Linked DNA regions of Mus musculus: regions 1, 2 and 4 are each linked to region 3. A link is a loop called in an ENCODE intact Hi-C map of the cell type or tissue named here. Cell type or tissue: left cerebral cortex. All regions are shown on one strand.

The links. Peaks named below come from ENCODE experiments on the same cell type or tissue, not always from the same donor. Only the 100,000 strongest peaks of a DNase experiment are listed, where the experiment ranks them.
Region 1: it touches region 3 in a loop (5-fold over the local background); 6 of 42 quality-filtered maps call a loop at or near these places.
Region 2: a loop joins it to region 3, with 6 times the contacts of the local background. A loop is called at or near these places in 3 of 42 quality-filtered maps.
Region 4: it touches region 3 in a loop (4-fold over the local background); 8 of 42 quality-filtered maps call a loop at or near these places.

Annotation. Positions count from the first base shown.
Region 1 is chr1:89,056,330-89,058,829 of GRCm38, reverse strand. No RefSeq gene overlaps it. Among named protein-coding and RNA genes, the nearest start is that of Sh3bp4, 13 kb to the left of the region's middle. In left cerebral cortex, CTCF peaks have their summits at 628 (motif pointing right) and 1,209 (motif pointing left); a DNase peak (open chromatin) is centred at 1,177.
Region 2 is chr1:89,034,038-89,036,537 of GRCm38, reverse strand. No RefSeq gene overlaps it. Among named protein-coding and RNA genes, the nearest start is that of Gm34194, 19 kb to the right of the region's middle. In left cerebral cortex, no CTCF peak of the experiment used is centred here; a DNase peak (open chromatin) is centred at 1,243.
Region 3 is chr1:88,755,692-88,758,191 of GRCm38, reverse strand. Platr5 (pluripotency associated transcript 5) reads right to left here. Exons shown (of 3, transcript NR_040493.1): 3 at 2,459-2,500. Among named protein-coding and RNA genes, the nearest start is that of Platr5, 2.1 kb to the right of the region's middle. In left cerebral cortex, a CTCF peak has its summit at 1,395 (motif pointing left); DNase peaks (open chromatin) are centred at 879 and 1,368; H3K27ac peaks cover 349 bases.
Region 4 is chr1:89,630,849-89,633,348 of GRCm38, reverse strand. All of the region lies in intron 5 of Agap1 (ArfGAP with GTPase domain, ankyrin repeat and PH domain 1), which reads right to left. Among named protein-coding and RNA genes, the nearest start is that of Gm41914, 51 kb to the right of the region's middle. In left cerebral cortex, a CTCF peak has its summit at 1,380 (motif pointing right); a DNase peak (open chromatin) is centred at 1,401.

The DNA of each region.
Region 1 (2,500 bases), 300 kb before region 3:
TGGAGAGGGGTAGAGGCAGAGAAAGCAGGGAGAAGGAAAGAAAGAGAAAGAGAGGAAGAGAGGCCAGCTGGCTAGGAACATGTGGGAACAGAGAGAGAAAGATGGTGAGAGAGAGCTCGGGTAGCGAGCACTCCCTCTTCATATACCTGGAAGTGATACAAGCTGTTGCTAGGTAGATGTAGAGTGTAGCCTGGTGGAATTGTCTGTAGACCAACACTAACTTCAGATATTTTCACGAAAGAAAAAGAAGTAGAAGAGACAGAAGAGGAAAGGAGAAGGAGGAAGAAGAGGAGGAGCATTTGGGATGGACATGATAGCTAGCTTGATTTAATTGCATATGTATTCATATGTCCCTTCAGCAATCTGTCTGTATGTACATATAAATACATATAATTCAGAAATATGTGTAATTGTAATTTGTCAATGTATATAAAAATGGTAATTTATCTGCAGCTGGAAGACACTCAGTTTGTGTTTTTAAATACCACCGACTGGTATGGATGTAATTTCTTTAGAAAGCTTGCTTAGTACCTTGCTTGTTTGCCCCTGCAGATTAAAAGAAACTATGTGTATGTGTGTGTTTGTGTGTGGCTATGTGCAGGTGGATGCAGTGCCTTCAGAGACCAGAAGAGGGCATCAAACTCCTTAGAGCTGGGATTACATGTGGTTGTGAACTTTCCAATGTAAGGTGCTAGGAACTGTACTTGGGTCTTCTGCAAACATCCTGAATGCTTATAACTGCTAAGCCATCTCTCCAGCTCCCACTCATTGAGTTACATCTCCAGGAGAGAACTAAAGAGTGTACACCCAGAGAGAGCACCAATGAACCGGCCAAAGAAATGGCTCAACGAAGTCGAACTTGTGGAACCAAGGGATTTCCTGGAATTGCATCCAGGGGCATGGGTGACTCAAAGGCTGCTCAGCACTGAAAAGCCCTCCCAGCATGGACGGCCACACCCAAAAGCTGCATCCCTGGAGCTCCCTGCTGGGCCTGCAGACAGCTCCACTGAAGACTTCTCCCTGCAGCCACTGTTTGCAGCTCACCTTCTCAGAGGAGCCTGGGAGCCTCTCGACTCTGCAGGCTTCTGGAGCCAAGCACATTTTTCTTTACTTTCCCAGTGTTAAGAGCCTCCCTCCTCCACCAGGAGAGAATGTTTCAACTCCGAGGAAATAGCTGCACAACACCATCTGTAGGTTTTTCTTCTGTTTTGCTGTTCCACCTACTGGTGGGCAGAGCTCTTCTTTCCATGTGTGCTGTTTAAGATGCTGTAAAGGGCACGCTCACAATCCCTTGCTGCCTCCCTCCTTCCCACTGTCCTCTTTCCTGCCTCTCTTGTATGATAGGAGCTCTTTCTTTACCTTTCAGCCACATCAATCACATTTATTTTTTTGCATTGCCCATTCTGGCTGGAGTCCTCATCATGGGGAATAGATTTGAGATTGGTATTAAATGGACCCTTTCTTGCTAGGTTTTAGTGGTGGTTGTTTGGTGTGGAGGGGTGTGTGTGTATGTGTGTGTGTGTGTGTGTGTGCGTGTGTGCATACATTGGTGTATTTGAGACTGGCCTCCAGCTCTATGCATCCAAGGATGAATTTTTGACCCTCCTACCTCCATTTCCCAAGAGTAAGTATTATAGATGTATGCTACCACATGGCTCCTTCCATGGTTTTTAACACCCAAAGAGCTAATGGTGTTGTGTGTTCTTAGACTCTAGTGGTATGGGTGTCTCACCTTCAATAGAAACCTTTTCTTCATGTTATTACTTCTATTACCCATTAAGAAAGAACTCTTATGGTTGTGTTTCTGAGAGACTGACAACACCCAACTCTAGGTGAAGGAACTCTAGCCGGCCTGAGCATGGCAAACATGGCTCTGGTGGGCCTTGCCCTTCTTCCCCATTCCCTCTGCCTTGCTAAAAAACATTGGATTGCATTCCTAAAGCTAGCCACCGACGTCTTTTCTCTTCATTTGGCCAATTCCTCCTCCTGAGGCTGACAACCAAGATCCAACTATCAAAGTATTGAAGTCCAGCAGTCAAAAGTCTCACCTAATAAACATGTCCACTTAAAATTAAATACTCTTCCTAACACAGGGTTTCCCCTCGTACCTTTATAAACTGCCATTTGTCTATGGGTTGTGTCTGTCCCCTCTCTATCCACATTCCTTTGTCCTGTTCCCCTCTGGGACAAATCCTCCTCCTCCCTCTCCCTTGTTCCCTTCCTCTTCTCTCTCATCCTCTATCTCCTGCCTTTGTCTCTTATTCTCTGCCCTTTGTTTTTCTGGGGCAAATAAATCTCCCTGGTGCTGAGAACTTGGTCTTTGAAGTGTCCTGAGCCAATACTTGGCCTTACACTAGGCAAACGGGATGGGCATTCCAGAACTTGGACTCTCATTGTGCAGGGAACCTAACATGTCAGAGGGTCTTTTTGATGCCAACAGAAAGCTCCTTCTTGGAATGGGGCCAAAACTGGGGAAATGTGCAGGTGTTTCCTCCAAGAC
Region 2 (2,500 bases), 280 kb before region 3:
GGGGATGTGTAGAAACCTGCTAGGCACCTGACGCAGGAGCCAGCATGCCCTGCGTGCTTCCTCAGAGCAACCGTGATGGTCACTGCTCATCCTGTGTTGTTGCTGTTCACACAACAAGGGTGGATGCGAATGTTTCCTCCCTTAGTGGAGAGACAGAGATGGTGACTCCCCCAACCCTGCACCCTCAGACTGGAGGTCCCTGGTGCTCTCAGCTCTCTATAAGCACTTGCCCTGTGGCCTTCCTTCCTGTCTTTCATAAACCAGGTGTCCTGCACTGGATATCACTGGGTCCTTAGTGCACCCAGGGTGTTCACCATGAGCCCTTTTATCTGGAAAACTGGGGCTGTGCATATGTTTGAATAGTGTGATGTGGCGTGTGGGTGGGTGGGGTGGGGTGGTGTTTGATGTGTGTGTAAAATGTGTGTGTGTGTGTGTGTGAGAGAGGGGGGAGGGGAAGCAGGGAGAGAGAGAGAGGTGGTTTTTTACTGTTTGGTGTGATCATTTTACATCTTTCTCTGGGAACACTTTTACAATAGATTTTAGCTAAAACCCCAAGAAGCTCTTGGGGACACTTTTTGAAGTCTTAAAAACAAATGAACAAACAAAAACACCAGACAGACACGACAATGGTCTTGTGGTTTGTATCTCCTTTTATCATAGATGTTACAGATATATTGTCTAGCACACTCTTATTCCCTTTTTGAATTTTTTGTTTGCTACTTGTTTTTATTATGCAGTGGCTTTTGAGCTGGGCCTAGTGACACACCTGTAATACCAGGTAGCAGTTGGATGACTGAGGCAGGCCCCTCTGGCTATGTAGTATGTTCTATGATGGCCTGGGCTACAGAGTGAGACCTTGTCTAAAGAAAAAAAGAAAAGGAAAAATAACTAGACTTTAAATGCTGTGGAAGTTCATGCCTTGTTCAAAACTGACCCTGTATGAGTATATTGGATACACACCCTGAATGATACCACTTTCGTTCCTGGAGATCAGCTCTCCCCTCTCAGTTCCTGTCCTTGAAACCAAAGTTGAGCTTGTCCCAACCCCAGGATGGTGTCTTTCGTGCTGCCGAGGCTGAGGAGGACCTGTCTGCTGACTGAGGAGCTCTGTGAGTGGAAGAGCTGTGATGGGAAGCCCCACCCTTAGGAGTAAGAATTCAATATGTTTTGGCATGAGAAGTGTGATTTCTTGGTTGAGTGGAGTGCCTCCCCCACTTTTTTGGCTTCTTTTAGTGTTCGAATTCTTGACTTTGGAGAGTTTTCCAGATTAGTAACATTCGTGATTGCACATGGCAGCCGAGGAACATGTTGCACTATGAATAATGCATGCTTTCCCCTTTCCATATGTAGGTGTGTGCCTCCCTCTCTAGAAAGATTAGAATAACTTCTGTATATATCATGTTCTATGTGTAGATGCTATTTCTCTTTGTAAGATTAAAATGACTTCTGAACATGTATAGAATTGTATACACACATATGCACATTACTCTATAGGAATGCTATCATTTTAATATATTGTATGCAGCATTTTATATATGTACACACACACTTACACACACACTCCTAAGGTTCGAGGGTATGAAGTGCCATTCCATTGCCTCTGTCTGCAACAGGGACAATGGATGCTAGGTTTGAAAATATTATTATTATTAAAAATACTTAATATGGTTTGATTAATGAACACAGCTGTAAAATTTCACTGTGTATATGTAACTTTATATTTTAAATTCTTTTACTGTCCTTCTTCCCTCCCCTCCCTCTCTTATTTTCTGAGACAGCATCTCGCTCTGCAGTAAGCCTTGCCATTCTCCTGCCTCAGCTTCCTGGGTGCCAAGATCTTTAAAGTCATTTATTAAAATCATGTGTTTTATTTTTGATGGACCATCTTGGATATTTTAGAAGAAAAAAATTTTTTTGGAAAAATACATGAACGACTGACTTTATGTTTTCTAGCTTTATTCTTTTTTATTTTTGAAAAAAAAATCTGAAATTTGTACACTCAGAGTTCCACACAGCAGGAGAAAAAAAATAACTCTTACGAGTCGTCATCTGATGCTCTCTCTCTCTTTCTCAAAAACAAGCAAATGAATGAATAAATAAATAAATAAATAAATAAATGTTAAAAAAAAAGCCAATGTGTCAGTGAAATAAACTTACATGCAAAAAAATTTAAGGTAATATGATTTTGTGCTGAAGGGAAGGCAAGCAAACACAGGTGAAGCACGTTTTATTTCTCATGCATATATTCATTTACCACCTTCCCAAATACCGATGACTCAGCAGTTCCACAGGGACACGGTCCCGTGACTCTCAGCTGATATTTCACTAAGGTTCACTAATAATTTTCTACTGGTAGCTTTACATGTTTCTGTCTTTGTAACAGCACATAGAAAGGTGAGACATTTAGCTTAACAATCCTTTACCTTTATTTGTGACTTTTAGAGACTTATGCACAGAGGAGCTGTCCTTGGACTTAACCAGTGCCCTAGTCCAAACACAG
Region 3 (2,500 bases):
GGGCAGGAAATATGGCATCTCTGTGGGAGTGACTGGTCTTGGTGACATCTAATTTCCTGTCACTTGGTGCAGGGTGGACAGAAGCAGGCAGAATGCAGATGTTTAGGGATGGGAGACTAATAGGGCAGAAGGGGGAGGAAATGACAGCCCCGAGCTGAGGGTGAAGTCGTGGGTTCAGATTTAAGAGGGCTGTGATCCTCAGGGCTGTCCGCCTGACTGCCTGAGAAGTGGCAAGAGTCCACCCCAGCTTCCCAGATTGGATACAGCTGGCCTGGGCTGGGGAGGGAGGGATCACAGTGGGTGTTTGTTGTGTCAATCACACTCTCTCTTCTGCCCCTGTAACTCAGTCAGCCCCAAACAGCAAAACATCCCTTTGCCTCCAGATCCCAGAATCTTCAGGATTAAAGGTCTGGGAACAGAGAAACTGCCAAGAAAACAAAAAAACCCTCCATTCTGTGGAGCATTTAGGATTTCCAGTGAGCAACCAAATACATTTTGCTGCTTGGATTTTGTATTTGTTTGTATGCCTTGCTAGCTCCAAGAATGTGGGAAAAACAGAAAGAAAAGAGGAAAAGAAAAGAAAAAAGATTCCAAAGACTTCCAGCTCCAACCACCCAGCCTGGACGTCTTCCTTTGTTTGTGTCAGCCTACAAGTCAGAATCCCCCTGATGATGATTAAGGGGCTTGGCTTATTCCAGTCTTCAGCCATTGTTGCTACTAAACGCTTGAATTCTCTTGTTTGCATCAAGGTATATAATTGGGAAGCATGTAAATTAGCCAAGTCTGTGAGCTGTAATTTCTCTGACTCAAAGGAGGGGGTTTGTAATGAAAACGGATGGTTAGACAGGATTCTGAAACCCGCTGGAGACTGCAGCCAAACACCTCCCACTCTTCAGGAAGTGGAGCGCACTCTCTCACTGTGGGCCTTGGCGGATGGAGTCTTCCTTTTAGCCTTAGCCGCACACAATCCAGTGAAGAGCAATGTAACCGGCAGTGGAGAGGGACTTGACTTATTCTTCCAAGGAAAGCATAGAGATTTCTTTTTACTAGCACCCGATGAGGCTTCGCCTGGAGTTGTAGTGAACCATGGGATGGATGGACTGATGGGTGGGCCTGGTTCGCCAGCCCGGGAGCAGGGTTGTCCTAGCAATGGAATAGAGCCCTTGTCACCCCTGGTGTGCCCATTAGGAACACATGTTTGGCTCTCATGTCCCTTTTGAGGGGAGCTTTTATACTCAGTGGAGCCCGGAGGCTCACACCCTCAGAGTGGTTGGAAATGTTGCTGAGTGGTGTTAAACTGACTGAAATGTCACAGTGTGGCTCTGGCTCCTACAGGGGAAGTGAATGGGCCTCCTTCCATCAACTCGGGCTGGTCGTCCACAGCACCCCCTTGTGGCCCTGGCGGAAGTGACAACGCTATGGGTCAGAATCCCTGGGGTGGAGGAAATCTAATTTGTGTGAGAGAAGTCATGTGGCTTCAACAGTCGAATGCTTAATTTTCTGAGAATTAAGACATATACATCCCGGTATCATTTTGGACACAATAGCGGGAGTAACTGATTATGTTTGTGTCTGAAGCAGGGCAAGTGCGCTGGAGCCTCCAGATAATTTTTCTGTCTTTGGTAGATTTTTTTCCTGACGACAGTGACAAGTACCTCTGCCTCTGGCTTTCACACATCCTGCACAGCAAACATATCATGCGGCCAAATGGTTAGAGTGGGACCTGGCCCTGAAATCCCCACACCCCAGCTCTGCCATGTCCCCTCTCCTGAGGATAGATAAGATTGTGGAGAGTTAGTTCTGTCTTCCTTTTCTGTGCCTTGAGCACAGGTCTGTCTTCATTTCTCACTGAAGGTAGCTACTGAGAACTATCTTTATTTTGCCCACCAAAAGGCATTGAAAGCAGTGTCTGGCTCAGCAGTTAACCCTCCTGAGCCAATAGTCATCACTCCTGCTGGCCGGTAGCTCGCTTTCCAACAGCTCCTCTCTTAATTTCAAGAAAGTTGATAATTAAATGTTATGTAACTCTTTGACCATGTAAAGTTTGGGTTTTTTTTTTGTTTTGTTTTGCTTTTGTTTGTTTATTTTTTCCTGAGATATAAGTTTATCATGGGGGCGGGGGTGGGGGAGAGGGACACTGGCTCTTTGTGGTTAGTGTCAAATTACTGCCCACAGATTGGAACCACAGGAGTATTGGGGAAAGCTGATTTTAAAACAGGCAGGACTGAGAAACAGATAAGTTGCTATGATCTCCGGGCAGAAAATTAGGTTTGTAAGAAAATTTACAACTACTTCTTACAGGGGCTTAGGAAACAGGGACAAGATGAATCTCCCAAGGAGGATGGAGAGAGTGAGACTGTAGCCGACAGCAGCCACGGGGTACTGGGTTCCTGAAAAGAAAGCTGGCGATGGATGGGAAGGACAGCAAGAGAAATAAGGAGCCAAGACCAAGTTCTCTGATCAAGGTTCAACTTTAATTCTTGAGTCTGAATTTTTAAAG
Region 4 (2,500 bases), 880 kb before region 3:
TAGAACAGGCCTAATGAGCACCGGAGTGGTCCTTCACTCCCCCATGTGGCCCCAGATGAGCAAGCATAGGCCATTCCTGCCCTAGAAGATGCACTGAGCTCAGCACCACCTCTCAGCACTGGCCTCCCGGCCTCCTGCAGGCTGGGTATCCCTAAGAGTTTCTCAGCTCTCTCTCTCACCCTAACAACCCCTGGCCTCTAAAACCACCTAGCCTAGCCAGCAGAAAGGAACCCTCAGGCACCTTCTCATATCACCTGAGGGCCTTGCTGCCGACATCCCCAGTGTTGGCACAGGTGCCTCAGGAGCCCACTGAGCATGGAACACATGGGTACTGACAGAATATCATGGGGAAGCCGCACAGAGTCCAGCTTCTGCCATAGGTGCCCTTGGTCCCTCAGCCCAGTAACAAGGTCCAAGCAGGGCCCCAGAACAGCTGGTCCCATACTGAGATAAAAGAGATTAAAAAAAACAAAAAAACAAAAAACCCTAGATCAAGGTCAAGTCCTATGTCCACTGACTCTTGACACATGACTACCTGACCTGACATTTCCTCTCCCAAAGCACTGAGGGGCTACACTAGCTCTAGTCTAGGAGCGTGGGCCAAAGCCTGGACTCTTACTCCGCCCCACTGCAAACAGAAACAAACGCTGTAGGCATGAGAAATGCAGCAGGCAATCTGTTCTTTCCAGCCAGCATGAGCCACGGAGAGTCCACAATGGGAAAATGTTGTGTCTCAGAAGCAGGCCCACATGGCTCTTACACACTGGGCTGCTGCTGGGAATTGCCCGGTCGGTCATAGACAAAGCATTCCTTCAGAATTTTCCCCTGCTCCAACTGTGGGGGAAACCTGGCTGGGAGATGCAATGGCTTTAAGACTCCACTTGAGGACTTTCCAGAGCAGACACCTTAACCATGCCACCATGTTGCACAGTGTCAATGCTCTGGTAGCAGGTTTCAGGACTTCTAGGGTCCACACATGCACACACACACATAGATGTTCTAGCCATTTCCATGACAGGCTGTGATACTTGTATAGGACCTATATCATCTGCTTGCATACTTCATCTTAGGTTACCTGGATGGCAAGTGTACCATGCACAAAGCTTACAACTTTGGTACAGCTAACTTCTTGGTACAAAGATCAGATTGGCCCTGAACTTACAGAGATCCACCAGAGTGCTAGTAAAGGCACGGACCACCACACTGCTTTGTATTTTTGAGACAGTCTAGTTTTGTAGCCCAGGCTAGCCTTCAGTGGCAATCTGTCTTTCTCAACTCCCTAGTACCATGATTACAGGTGTGTATCACCTGTATTTTACTTTTCCTGTTGTTGGACCACATGAAGACAGGAAGGCCAATTGCACATTAAAAACCAAAGCACTGTCTCCAGGTGACCAGCAGAGGGAGCTATAGGAACAAAAAAGTCTTCTATTTGGTTTAAGATTGGGTGGCAGAGTTTGGTGCTGCAGGCTTCAGAAATAAGAAAGACCACTGCATGCATCCGAAAAGAAAAGAAAGAAAAGAAAAGAAAAGAAAAGAAAAGAAAAGAAAAGAAAAGAAAAGAAAAGAAAAGAAAGGAAAGGAAAGGAAAGGAAAGGAAAGGAAAGGAAAGGAAAGGAAAGGAAAGGAAAGGAAAGGAAAGGAAAGGAAAGGAAAAGAAAAGAGGAAAGGGGAAAGGGGGAGGGGGGAGGGGGGAAGGGGGAAGGGGGAAGGGGGAAGGGGGAAAGGGGGAAAGGGGGAAAGGGGAAAGGGGAAAGGGGAAAGGGAAAAGGGAAAAGGGAAAAGGGAAAAGGGAAAAGGGAAAAGGGAAAAGGGAAAAGGGAAAAGGGAAAAGGGAAAAGGGAAAAGGGAAAAGGGAAAAGGGAAAAGGGAAAAGGGAAAAGGGAAAAGGGAAAAAAGGGAAAAGGGAAAAGGAAAGGAAAGGAAAGAAAAGAAGAAAAGAAAAGAAAAGAAAAGAAAAGAAAAGAAAAGAAAAAGAAAGAAAAGGAAAAAGGAAGGAAGAAATGGTGGTCTCTATGGGAACACAATTTTAATATTTTAGAAGTGACACACTGAGGGCAGGCAGCCAGTGCCTCATTACACAGCTCTCAAACCCTGACTGCACGTCAGCTGGTAAATACCAGATTTACTAATTCCAAATGAAATAGCAAAAGCAGCTCAAATTTTAGAAAAGTCAGGAAGGAATACTCCACAATTTTGCTTAAAACCTTGGCTGGACTCCAGTGGCCAATTCCTGAGAGCGAGTCTGTGACCAGGGCTGAGGGAGTTGTCCGATTCTGTGTGACAATCACCTTACTCAGAGGACATGTTTTAAGTGATAAGAAAGACAGTAATAACTGAAGTCACAGGGAGGCTGTGGCCTTTGTGAAGGGGCTGCTGGGTAGAAAAGGAGAGACCATGAGATCCTGAGAAATAACAAGGGTGAGGGCAAAACTCAACTGTGTGTCACAAGCTAGTACCAAACGGGCACTGAAAGTCGAAATTAACCAGACACTTGGTG